3 separate regions of the Homo sapiens genome follow, and regions 2 and 3 are each linked to region 1. Evidence: chromatin contacts called from ENCODE Hi-C data. All regions are on one chromosome and are shown on one strand. The core of a region is the stretch at or near the end of the contact, and the rest is flanking DNA. Distances in the headings are between cores, read along the strand shown. Region 1 holds the start of ATXN1 (ataxin 1). Region 2 holds the start of RANBP9 (RAN binding protein 9). Region 3 holds the start of HIVEP1 (HIVEP zinc finger 1).

Region 1 (4,064 bases), core at 1,565-4,064:
CACCTGAATGGACGAGGAACACTGTCTGTTGCCATGGCAGCCTGATCTAATTACATGAGTGATCAGGACTGGAGTAAGTGCACCGAAAACCTACACCACTGACAGGCAGCCAGGAGGTTCAGGGGAGCCCTTCAACCTCTGCTTTATGTAGAAGATGGCATTCAAGTCCATTTATTTGCGGAGCTGCTAAAATATTGACTGATGCATGCACAGTGAGAGGGCAATCAGAGGAGATTAAATGCCACAGCGCTAGCCGTTATGGTGCAATCCCTTTCCAAGAGTTCCTGTGCAGGATTTTCTCTTCTCTCTGGTGGTTTCCTCAGACATAAGCTTCACTCCAAAAAAAGCTCAAGTATCAAACTACCTTTACCCATCAAATAAACCGAAGGGTGGGCTTAAGGGGGGCTTCTAGGAACTGCAGCCTCCTAAAAAACCCAAACAGAAATGTCTCAGCTAACACTGTTGAAAAAGTAACTAGCTGTGCCTAAAAATAACCAAGTAACTACCCACTGCTGTGTGCAATATATAACAATGATGTTTAAATATTAAAAACAGCCTGCATTATAAAACACAAATGTCATTGAGATGTGACTACTAGATTGCCAAAGGAGAACTTATTTGCATACACACATTCCCGTGCATGCACGACAGGATGTGCAGGGAGAAAGCCACTGTAAGGCATTAGTTTTTATTCTGTGGGTGTAATAGGGTCTTCTAATTTTGCTAATTGTATCCTGTGGATCTCGCAGGGAAGCTAAGAATCTCTTCGGGGACAGAACCAGTTTGGAGGAGTCCCTACTGCACAGCATACGGTAAACAAAATAAAAATAGCTTGCCTTTCTTGTTAGCCACATCGCGCATTATATAACCAGCTTCTTCCGACTGTTTTTTTTTTTTTTTTTTTTTTTTTTTTGCCCTTACTACTCTTCAGCAATTTCCCTCTTCTCAAATATTTATATTACCCTTTTATCTGTAGGATTATATACCAAGAAAGCAAAACAAAACAGAGCAGCCACGGGCTCGAACCGAATCCCCGCCGTCCTTAGAAACGGATTTTTTTTTGTTTTGTTTTGTTTTCTGGCAGAGTCTCGATCACCACCCTACTTCCACCCCCACTAAGGTTCTTGCTCAATCTCCCTAGAAAACCTGAATTGTTTCATCCCTTTCAGTCAGCCCCCTACGTGGTCTGAAACAAAATGAAAGCACAAGCCACGGAGTTTAAGAAGGCAGCCTGAAGGCGGGGGGCTGAAGAGGGGTCGGGGCGCTGCAGAGTCAGCCAAGTAGCCAAGGAAGGGCCCCCTCCGCGTCGCGACGGCCCTCGCCCCCCGCCCGGCGCGCGCGCGCACAAATACACACACACAGTCACTCACACACTCACTCACACTCACGCCGCGCTCCGACACCGCCTCACCTCTCGCTCCGCCCGTCCGGCCCCCTTCCCTGCCCCCTGCGGGACCGGCCTGCGCGCAGCACTGGAACCACGTAGGAGGAGGCGGCGGCGCCCCCGGGAGTGGCAGAGTCTCCGGCCCGGCCCAGAGTGAACGAGCAGTGGGGCTCCAGGGCGCATCCCAATCCCCGCAGCGCCTCCTCCGCGGCGGCCGCCGCCTCCTCCTCCTTCCCCTCCTCCTGGCTTCATTCACCCTCCCAGCAGCCGCGCAGCCGTTCACTCCCGGCTCAGGGCAGCGCCTGCCGCGGCTCCTCGTCTCCTGCCGCGGGTGCTGGCGGGGGCGCCGGCCCGGACTGGGGCGCTCGCGGGCTCCCGGCTCCGGGCGGCGGCTGCCGCTGCACATGATCAGGAAGCGGCCGCACCAACAGGGCGGCGGTGGCGGCGGCGGCCAGGGCCGTCACCGCCACTCCAGCCGCGCTCCAGGCACCCGCACACCCGCTACCCCCGCGCGGTCCCCGAGGCCACCCCTCTGCGCCCCCCGCCCGGCACCCGGCCGCGCGCAAAGTCCCGTCCCGGCTGCAGGAGCAGTCCCTTCCCCGCCCGCAGCCGCACACCCGGCGAGGCCGGCCCTCCGAGGGGAGACCCCCGCCCCAGGGCGCCGAGGCCGGGCGACCACCCGCGGAGAAGTCCAGCCCTCCGTGAGACCCCCTCTCTCTCACCGCCCTCTCCGGGGAGGAGGAATGGGAAGAGGGCGGCCGGGAAAGGGACCACCCCCCAACCCCAGCCGCCGCCTCCCCCCTGCGCCACCCGGAGGGAGGAGGACATGGCTCTCCGCACTTGCGACCGGACCAGCAGCCGGGGGAGCGGGGCGCCGCCGCCGCTCTCCCCGCCCGCGCCCCCCGCCCGGGCGCGCCCCCTAGCCCGGCGGGCGCCCACCCAGCCCCTGACAGCCCCCCCGCCGGCCGCCCCTGCGCCCAGAGTGGGGGTGTCGGCCCGGGAGCCTGGAGCCGGGGACGGTTGTATGTACACACATACACACACACACACACACACACGCACACACACAGAACACGACGCGTCGATTTCCTTCGCTCCTCTTCCAGCTGTTTTCCGTGCAGCCGATTGGGGTTTTGGGTTTGTTTGCTGGTTGTTGCTTTTGCCCCTCTCGGGAGATCGGGGGAGGAGGGATTTTAATCTAAATAAGGGGAGAAGGGAATGGGGGAGGGGGGAAAGAATCGGAGGAGGAAAAAAAAATAGTCACTTACTGTAAAGTGTAAATGGATCTGGGGTTGCGTGGGGAAGGGGGGGCAGAGGGAGAGAAACAATGTCTTGCGGCTGCTGTTGCTCTGGCTGCTGCTCCACGGGGCTTGTTTTGGATCCCCCTGCAGTGAAACAGGTCCTGTACGGCTCCGCCACTGTAGTAGAAATGATGTCTGCGGTATACTCTGCTCTCTCCTCCTCCTCCTCCTCCTCCTCCTCCCCCTCCTCCCGCTCCCCTCCCCTCCCTCCTCCCTCCGCCCGCCCGCCCTCCCTCCCTCCCTCGCGCTCTCTCGCGCTCGCTCGCTCGCTCGCTCCAGTATGTAAATGTGTAATAGAAGCCAAATATGGAGCAGTTGGCTGCCGCCGCCGCAGCTCAAGGATCCGACTTCATGGGGGTGGGGGGCACCCTCTGGCGGGCGGCCCGGCGAGCCGCACAGAGCACGGCGAGCGCACCGCGCGGCGGCCGGCCCGCGCCCTTAACCCTTCGCTGCGCGCCGCCCGGGGAGGCGGGCACCTTTCCCAAAGAGTGGCTCGGGATGGGGTGCGGGGGAGGGGAGACGCGGACCGGAGGGCAAGGTTCCTTCCAGGTTTGGGAAGGGGGCGGGGAGCTGGGCGATGAGGTAATTTGAGCGGTGACGGGTCGGTCCTCGCGCGCCTCCCTGGGTCCCTGCACCTAGTTGGAGGGGACTGAACGACAACGGGGCGCTACTCAGGCAACCTGGGGGACTCCCCCAAGGGCTGTCAGGCTTCAGCTGGGAGCCGATGCAACACCCCAGCGGGGAGGGGAGGTCGGCCCATTCTAATCCCGACGTGTCCTTGGTCCCAGGCGCTCGGAGCAGCATCTGAGAGGGCTCACTCTGATCATCAGCTGCACGTTAAGCCACAAACCGGCGTCGCTTCGGCGTTCCGGAACCCAGGCCTGGGGGCCGCGGGGATTGCCTCTGCGTGCAACTCCGGAAAGTTTCAAGGGGTCCCCCGACTGCACAGGTACCCTCACCTTTCCTGCCGGCGAACGCTGGCGACCGCCCGACCCTGCCCTCTTTCTCTCTTCGCACGCAGGTCCGGAAATCGGCTTTGATATGGAACTACTCCGCTCTAGCCTGGAAAGGAGACCCGCGCACTCCTCTCGCAGCTAATTTCGGATCATTAATTTAATCGGAAATGAGGTAACCAGTGTAGGAGACAGAGAAAGCAACCGGAGCATCAAATGGCAGTTCTCGAGAATCGACGAGGAACTTAAATCTGGACTCAGGGTTTCAGTGCGGTCTCCGACTCCCACCACCCCGCCCCTCCGCCTGTCTCGCCGCCAGGTGTGACCTCCACGCGAAGGAATCTTCTTCGGATGGGTGCACCTTGCCAACAGGTGTGGCACCTGGAGGACTAGGAGGCGCCTCCAGACTAAGGGCGCTCAGTGCGG
Region 2 (4,347 bases), core at 1,301-3,800, 3.0 Mb before region 1:
CACCACTCAGAGGAAGAAACTGAGGCTCAGTCTTGTAAAATATCTACAACCACAAACAACTGCAGAACTCAGGAAATCTAGAATTCTTTGTTCATCTACACTGGCTCTGACTTTATGAGCAAATTATTTACTGTCAACCATAAATTTAAAATTATAAAATTCTGTCACATCTAACAATAGCTTTCTGGCAGCCAGATCAGAAGTAAACACCTCATAACATAGCACCGTTCACACAAATTAAAACATAAAAGTAGAAATACTTCACAAGGAAATTAACAAAAGGTCCTAACTTGAGAAAAAACAAAGATTTGATATTGTGAATGAAACGTTCAGACGTTTAGATTAAGGAGGATAACACTTGGAAGTACTTCTTTGGATGTATGGCGAGAATAAAAAGAATGTTCAACAAGGCCTATTTTTGTGCGTGATTCTTTGCAGCCAAATCATTTGGTAGATTTCTATTGCCATTCGCCTTTCTGATTAAATAGTAACTTACTTATCAAGCTTCTTCTCAAATTTCAGTCCCGTATAAGTTAAGAATTTAACCACAAGGTTGTTTATCTCCTCTACATACATGTCACTAGGATCTGAGTAGACCCCTTTACAGCCAATCAAAGTGAGGCTGCCGTGAATGTAAAAGCTTCTGCTTTAGGTTTGGGGCCTAAAACCCTGGATTTGTTTCCAGACAAGACTGATACGTTAGGTTGATTTTTTTTTCTTCCACACAAGTAAACTTGATACATGCTATTAAATTGGGCTACATTTCAATAGTTCCCATAGCAATTCATAATTTTATATACAACTGATTTGCTTCCAGCTTTGTTTTAACCTAGGAGAGGTAGGTGAGGGAGGAAAGGGGCAAGCACAAGCCTAAGGTTGTTGTTTTTAACTGCAAGTGCAAAACATAAGCCAATTTTCTTCAAAATACTAAGCTGCATTTTGTTCCATCTTCGTTTTCAACAAGACTTCATGTGATATCAACACCTAAGGACCTGTATAGGGCACTTCCAATCGGGAGGGGTAGGTTTCTGCTCCCCTAAGAAAAAGGGTGTTCCTGGGGTTCCCTTCTCTTACCCTCCCGGTTGCTTTTACTAAAATATATTGATGGCAAACTTGGGCCCCTTGTCCTTTTGTCCCCCTAGACAATCTCTGGCCTAATTTTGATTACTCCTCCCCCTGTGTATCCCTGCTCTCTCTTAATTAGAAATCATACCTCAGAATCGTGCCTCTCTTCCCCCCTTGTAAGAGGAGAACGCCTGACCCACCACCTGGAGAACAATGTAACCCAACTCCGAGTCCATGGATTCCTCTACCCAAGCCCCAAGATTTATCTCCCAGGGAAATCAGAAAGCCAGTTCTGTCCTGTCATCCCGGATTCCCTCAAGGTGTCCTGCTCCTGGTCTAGGATTACCAGCTCCTTTCTACCCTGGGGCATTCTACTCACCTTCCTTTTCCAAGAATCTCGCCCCTCACCCTCGGACCCTTCACCGCGACCCCCGCGCCCACCCGGAGCAGCACAACAGGCGGCGAGTGGCCTCCGAGGGCAGAGCCCGCGAGGGCGGGGGTCGGGGGCGGGTCGAGAGCGGCGCAGCGGCGGCCGGCCACGTCGGGTCAGTGCCCCACTCCCACCGCAGGACACACGCCCAGTACCTTTGTAGTGCACCCGCAGGTTGTTCTGAGAGAGGCCGATGTAGCTGAACTTGTCCTTCGGGCTCCAGGACCGAGGCAGCGGCGTCTCTTGTTCGTCCACGGCCGGGTAGAGACGCTTCAGCCGCCGCTGCAACTCCTTCTCCTGCTCGTTCAGGGCCGAGTCCCCGTGAGGGAAGGGGGCCGCGGCGCTGCTGCCCGCCACCAGAGCTGGGGTCGGGGCTCCTCCAGCCGGGCCGGGGCCCGCTGCAAGGCCCGGGGGAGCGGGCGGCCCGCTGGCGGGGGCAGCCGCTGAGGCAGGGGGAGGCGGGGGCGGCGGCGGGGGCGGCGGGGCCGCGGTGGCCGGGGGCGGCGGCGGCGGAGGGTGGAGGAGCAGGGCGGCCGCCGCGGCCCCTAAGCCTTCGCCGCCCGCACCGCCGCCGGGCGAGCCGGCCGGAGAAGAGCCGGCGCTGACGGCCGGGGGCGCCGGCAGGACGACTCCGGAGACTGGGGCCAAGGCCGCCGGCGGTGGCGGCGACAGCTGCTGCTGCTGTTGCTGCTGCTGCGGCGGCGGCGGCGGCGGCTGCCCGGACATCCCGGCCGCGACTCAGCCTGCGGCCACCTCCACCTCTTCTCTCCTTCCTCCTCTGCTTCCCGGGGGCGCTGTCGCTGCGGCCGCCGGCACCAGGCGCCCAGTCCGCCCGCCCCGGAAGCAGGCGGCGGGCCGCGCGCCCAGGGAGACCGCGGCGGTTGAGGAGCTCGGAGACGCGGGAGTAGGCGGCGGGCCCGGGAGGCCGGGAGAGAACGTTGGCCGGAGCGCGGGCGCGCGGCCCGGGGACGAGGCGCCGAGGGCGGGGGCGACGCGGGAGCGCGGGAGGGGAAGGCGCGCTGGCGGCCGCCGCGGCCGCTGCTCTCGCGGCTGTTTCCCGGCGGGCGGGCCGGGCCGGCGCGAGACGCTGCGCGCGGGCGGCGCTAGGCGAGGGGGCGGGACGGAGGCGCGAGAGAGGCGCGAGCGGTGCGAGGGGGCGGGCCGCGGGGCTCCCGGCTGTGCGCCGCGAGGCGTCCTCCCGGGCCCGCCAGTCGCTCGTGGGCAGGATCGCTGGGCTCCCGGCGCCGCAGGTCCCTTCGGAGGTGTCCGCCTCCTCTCCCTTGGCGGCCGCCGTCGCCCCCCTCGCCGGCGAATCCCCTCCCACTTGACTTCTTTTTGTTGTCGTCGCCCCACCTCCCCACCGTAGGGCTCCTCGGAGCCGAGGCGCCGCTTCTCGTCCAGGCGAGAGTAATCGAGCCCCGCTGGGGCCGCCGCGAGCCCAGGCCCCGGGGCGCTCTAGGACCCGTCGGCCCGGGGCGTGCGGAGCGGCTCAGGCTCCCCGCGCAGTGCTGCTAGCTCTCGCCTCAGTCCCGTTCCCGTTTGCCGCCTCCCTCCAAAGAGGAACGCATTGCCTTTGGTACTTCAGTGTTTAATTCCGTAGCATTGACCATATGGGCAGTAGAAACCACTTCTGAAGGCAGTCTCCCACTTAGAATAGTGACTGTTTCATTAATTAATTTTACGAGGACTCACAGTGAACTTAACAGTGGTAGAAGATGTCATTAATAAAGACCGGCATATCTTCAAAAAGCAGGAGCAGGCACTGTATGAATACAAGATTATAGTGTGTGTTTAGGAAGGGCTTCTAGAGACGTCAGAACATTTTATAGACTCGTTAATTTTCATAACAGGGTTCTTAGGTAACAGAAAATTATGCCCATTTTTAAAACAAGGAAATATTTACCGAGATCAGCAGAGTCAAAAATAGGACTTCCTACTTTGCAATTCCCAATAGAATGCTTCGTCGACTAATTTGGCACAACTTGCCAAGTGTTGCTCTCTGACCCATCATAACATTACTACTTTGTTTTCACCACTTCCCTTTGTTTAGCTTATCCCTCCCTAGCTGGCAAAATCAGGCTTTGCATATGTAAATTGTGTGATGTAAATTCTGATATTTTGTTTGCTTCCAAAGATATGATGGTAATCATTTGGTCAAATAAGAAATGTTTTGCCGAAGAGAAAATTATTTCGTTTTGAAGAAGGTAGGCCAAAGGTGATTTAATTTAAGGCCAAGATTATCTGGCCAGAACAAATAACAGAGTCATTCGGCCTAATTTCTCCCTCAGTTACCCAGACAACTAGATGTTCTGTTGTACTTTTATTATTATTATTATTATTGTTTTGTCGCCCAGGCTGGAGTGCAGTTGTGTGGTCTCAGCTCACTACAACTTCCGCCTCCCGGGTTCAAGCGATTCTCCTGCCTCAGCCTCCCAAGTAGCTGGGACTACAGGCATGTGCTCACACCCAGCTAATTTTTGTACTTGTAGTGGAGACGGGGTTTCACCATGTTGGCCAGGCTGGTCTCGAACTCCCGACCTCAAGTGATCTACCCGCCTCAGCCTCCCAAAGTGCTGGGATTACAGGCGTGAGCCACCATGCCTGGCCTCTGTTGTAGTTTGATAGAAATATCCATTAATTTTAACCTGTTGTTTGATGACTTTTTTTAAACCACTGCACTTTGAATCACATGATGTCACTGTATTTACAGTGTTCTAACACTTTCATTTATATTACAGTAACAATGAGTTCAATGTAAGCCAAGCTCTATTTAAATGTACGATAGCCATGTTAGAATAAATGGGCTCCAGACGTCATTAAACTTTCTTGAAACACTTTTGAAGATGTACTTT
Region 3 (4,238 bases), core at 1,215-3,714, 4.7 Mb before region 1:
TACCTATCGTAATTCGAAATTGCATGTATGTTTTGTTAGAAAGTTCGTAGTAATGCTGAATCCTACATAAACATTGTGTTGACAGTATGTTGTGCTCAACAATTATTGGGTTAAACGTTATTCATTCAGTTAGCATTTTTCACTTCCAAAGTGATACAAACTTCACTCATTATCACATTACCTTTCTCCTGACAGATTAATAGCTATACGTTCACAGTTAAATGCATGTTTACTTTTGGATTCAAATAACCCAGTTGGGAAGTTACATTATATACTTTTTTGGTGATTGCAACCTATTGGATATCATTTCATTTCACAAATGAGAGATGGTTATAGCACAATGAAAATAAAAATTGCATTATTTCATCGTAGGGTTAGCATTAGTATGCTAGACATAATTGTACATGTACACAGTTGGATGATCTTTGCTTTTATAACCAAATTTACTTTGTAGTAGGCATATTTCTCCCTTTACATGATATTATTTTTGGCTACACACTCGCCATTACTGAGTATTCCATTTTTAATCATTCCCATTCTGGTGGTTTGAGCTTTTCTTAGCTCAAATGAGCCAGAGGTACGATTTCCTCAGGGGAATTTTAGGGGTCAACTCCAGCAGGAAAAACCTAGACGTCGTTATGGAAGCCCAAGGGAACAAAACAATTCAAGTTTGCACAGATGGCCAGCTGTCTTAGTGGTTGTATGGTCGTTTAGCATTTTTATTCCTTAAAAGGGGAAACCAGTTTAGTTTCATCAGGGATTTTTTTTTTTTTGCATCAATTTTGTTTCACCTTATTCCTCTCAAGTTTGAGGTGGCCCGTTAAACCAGCCACTTTTGCTTCTTGAGGTGGACCTGTGGAATTTCTGTGCCCCAAACTGCGAACGTTCTTTAGGTCTAACCCTGAAAACCTTCGTTACCCTGGTCCAGCCCCTCTTCACTGCTTTGCCATGGATTTCCACTCCTTGCTTTCTCTACTGCTTTCTAGCAGCCGGGGTCACACCTTGGTTCATGCTAATTACTCCCTCTTCCCCTTTCACGCTCTCCCCTCTTCCCTGGAGCCCGGTCCGACGACCAGCCCCGCACCCCCCTTTTCTGTCCCCGAAGTCCCCTCCCGGGTTGGCCCTATAAGCTGTCAGGCTGGCAGGCAGGGGTTAATTGCGCTCGCAGCTTCGGCACTGGGAAGCACCAGCGGGGCTTTGGAGCGGCCTCTGGAATAACCTTGGCTTTCCTCGCTCTTTTAATAGAACATCCGCCACCAAAAAGTGGTTTCAGTTCAGGGTTAACATGTCCCCTTCCACTCTCCAAACCAACACCCTGCCCCCTCCGTTTTTTTAAAAGTTGTTTTTCAAAGTTAATGAGTTTTAAGTTTCACAATGACTTTCCCCTTCCTTCTACGCGTTGCTGAGGAAACCCCCTTGGGGTCCCCCCCCCCCCCCGCCTCCCCCTCCCCCATTCTGCCCGGGCGAGGGGCGGGGCCGGGAGACCCCATGACGTCAGCGGCCGGCCCACATCCTGCTGTAGAAAGTAAAGAGACGGTAAAGAGAAACTACGGCCCCGCCCGTCCCGTCCCTCTTCCCGGACCAACCGCCCCCAACTGAGCGACCCCGCCAGGCCTTCCCGGGGCCGCGTGACTGGCCGGGCCCGCCCCTCCGCCCCCGCCGTGTGCTGGTTCCCCAGGCGTCGCGACCCAGGGCTCCCGCCCCCCGCGTCCCTAACCCCGCCCCTCCCCCCCGGGCTGCGCTGCCACCTCCTCCCGCGTCCCCCTCCCGTCCCTGCGGCGGCTCGGCCGGGCGGGGCGGGGAGGGGCGAAGCGGCGGGTAGGTGGCGGGGCCGGCGCGGTCTGGGGCCCGCCCCGCCGGGGAGACCCGGGGCACTGGCTCCGGGTTCGTGCCGGGCCGGGCGCCCATCCAGTCCCTACACCCGGTCAGAGCTGGCGGCCGCGCCGGCCCAGCTGGGCCCCGGCGCCTGGGCGTCCCGCGCCCCTCGCCCCGGCCTCAACCCCAGCCCCCGCGGGGACGCCCCCTCCCCCGCCCACGCGTCGCCGCCCGCGGCCTCCCCTCCTCCCGCCCCCGGGGATCCCCTGCCGCCCCGCCCACCCGCGGGAAAGCCTCCGACCTTCGCCCTGCCTCCCCCGCGCCGCCCGGCCCGCGTTCCTCCCGCCGGCCCCAAAGACGCTAAACGTGCCCTACTCTGCCCCGGGGGAGAGGTAAAGCCCGCGCCCGTCCTTCCCGCCCCGGGCCCCGCGGCCCCAGGGTCTGTCCGCCCGCCCCGCCGCGGCGCGCGCCCCCCAGCCCGGCTGCCCGGCTCCCTGGCGGCCGCGATCATGCCGTGGCTCCGGGCGCCGGCGAGCTTCGCCGCCTCCTCCGCCCGGCGGCTGCGGCCCCCGCCCGCGCGCCCCGCGCTCCCCCCCCCGCCCCCCGGCCCGCTCCCCTGTTTAATATTTCAGTGCTGGGTGGTGTGAGCGCCAGTCGCCGGCCTTCAGCGTGGCGGCTGCTGGGCGGCGGCAGGGTGGCGGACGGAGCGGGGGACCGGGGAGCGGCGGCCGCCGGAGGAGGTTATGTTTGTGTTTGGGGTTGTCAAGTGAAGGAGGGATCCCAGGCGCCGCCGCCGCCGCCGCGCGGGGGTCGCGGAGATCCCGAGCCGCGGCCGCCGCCATCAGCAGCGCAGCTCCAGGGCCGGCTGCAGCGGCAGCGGCTCCGCCGGGCGTCCTGGCAGCAGGTTCGGCGCGGGCTCCGCGGCGGGGGCGCTGCAGCTGGGGAGGGCGGCGGGGCGGAGGGGGGGGGGGGCAGGAGCACATCCCTTCGGCGGGCGGGGGGCGTGCGGGCGCGCGTGTGTGTGTGTGTGTGCGTGTGTGTGCAACCGCCGACCTTGCAGAGGGGATGGCTGCGTGCGGGAGACCCTTGGCACTTCTGGGCGCCCTCGCCGCGCGCGAGCCGAGCAGGTACAGAGGGACCCAGCCTCCCCAGCCGCCTTCCAGCCGCAGACGCATTTTGCAAGAGGGTGGGGGGTGAAAGAGACCAGGCCTCGGCATCCCAACCTCCCGGCTTTGTGGGTTTCTTTCCCTTTCGTTCTTTGCTCTAAGTGCCTGTTTACTCCCGGCCACCTGGGTAGTTTCTTTCCGGGTTGGGAGTGCGCGCCAGCTGCAGTTGGGAAGGGGGCGGTGGGTTGGGGTGCGGGTCGGCTCGGGCTCGCCTTGGGGTCGGGCTCGGGAAGGAGTTGCTGGCTGGAGAGGGGAGGGGGCGGCGGCGGAGCAGGCGGCGAGGAGGAGTCTCAGGGCTGCCGCGCTCGCCTCATCTCGTCCTCCTCCTCCTCAGCTCTCTGCATCCACTCCAGGCTCCTTCCTGAGCTGGCACTTCCATTCCCCCCCTCCTCCTGGCATGCGAAGCGCTTTGTTCAGTGCAGCGTTGCAGAGGGGTTTTCCCAGGCTCCGCCCTCCACATTCATTCATGTTTTTTCTCCTTGCAACTGTCTTTACGCTTTTTGATCGTGTCATGTTTTTGCTCCATGTAGTATTTATTTCTTTCCCGTAAAGGAACGGTTTATCACTCGTCCTAGTCGCTACAATGCTGCTGTCTTTGGAAATACCCACTTCCCCCCACAAGGATTTAAATATGGGATGGACAGCTAGGGACAGTGGGTAGGCAATGAACGGGGTAGCAGAAAGCCTTTACGGACAGGGAATGTGCATATTTTACATTTATGCTCCGGATCCCATGGGATCACATGATTGGATTACAGTCAGAGTTCACGCTTTAAAAACTTCCAAATATCGTTACCATTTAAAAGCTTTAAGTTTAACAACGAACGTAGTTAAGCATTCATGCAATTTATTTGGTTCAGCTGTGTCTCAATTCTTTATTGAATCAGAACCTTCCTGAATTAGATAGTGGATGTTTCTTTAGAGCAAGGAGCTGAGAAACCCTATCTTTTATAGATCACTTAGCACAATGCTAGATGAAATACTTAGACCATCATTTTTTTTTGTATTATTTTACCATGTAGTTAAAAATTGCAAATAATTTTGTGCTGAGCTGACATACAGCCAGATCAGGGATAAAATACTGAAGTTAATCGTGGCCTTCTTTACCTTCTGTTTCTTTGCTGTAATGAAACCATAAATTTCTAAAACCTTATACTGGGATGTTAGACACATTCCTTCCCATATAGGCTTTCTTAAGGAGAATTAATAGTTCAGCGTTTTTGTGTGACAGGCAAAGCGTCTACAATGTTTAGTTTA

Evidence for each region. A loop is a pair of places that touch in the nucleus more often than their neighbours do. Pooled maps may share reads with other maps.
Region 2: a loop to region 1 is called in a map of CD8-positive, alpha-beta T cell, with 7 times the contacts of the local background. The contact joins the promoter of RANBP9 here to the promoter of ATXN1 in region 1. A Hi-C loop is called at or near these places in 2 of 168 maps with a recorded cell type or tissue (CD8-positive, alpha-beta T cell and naive thymus-derived CD4-positive, alpha-beta T cell) and 7 of 50 pooled maps.
Region 3: a loop to region 1 is called in a map of CD4-positive, alpha-beta memory T cell, with 32 times the contacts of the local background. The contact joins the promoter of HIVEP1 here to the promoter of ATXN1 in region 1. A Hi-C loop is called at or near these places in 2 of 168 maps with a recorded cell type or tissue (CD4-positive, alpha-beta memory T cell and naive thymus-derived CD4-positive, alpha-beta T cell) and 9 of 50 pooled maps.

The regions. Positions count from the first base shown.
Region 1 is chr6:16,758,646-16,762,709 of GRCh38, forward strand. ATXN1 (ataxin 1) reads right to left here and starts at 2,815. Exons shown (of 8, transcript NM_001128164.2): 1 at 2,653-2,815. It overlaps ATXN1-AS1 (ATXN1 antisense RNA 1), which reads left to right and starts at 2,493. Exons shown (of 3, transcript NR_136240.1): 1 at 2,493-2,521; 2 at 3,474-3,634; 3 at 3,707-4,064. RefSeq lists silencers at 1,223-1,582, 1,593-2,072, 2,143-2,272, 2,749-2,908, 2,916-3,131 and 1 more and an enhancer at 3,269-4,064.
Region 2 is chr6:13,709,285-13,713,631 of GRCh38, forward strand. It overlaps RANBP9 (RAN binding protein 9), which reads right to left and starts at 2,551. Exons shown (of 14, transcript NM_005493.3): 1 at 1,651-2,551. The coding sequence starts at 2,221. It overlaps LOC124901264 (a long non-coding RNA gene), which reads right to left and starts at 3,470. Exons shown (of 2, transcript XR_007059462.1): 1 at 3,399-3,470; 2 at 3,068-3,257. RefSeq lists silencers at 1,496-1,615, 1,876-1,925, 2,006-2,125, 2,286-3,055.
Region 3 is chr6:12,009,848-12,014,085 of GRCh38, forward strand. HIVEP1 (HIVEP zinc finger 1) reads left to right here and starts at 2,465. Exons shown (of 9, transcript NM_002114.4): 1 at 2,465-2,719. RefSeq lists an enhancer at 516-1,060 and silencers at 1,390-2,299, 2,480-2,619.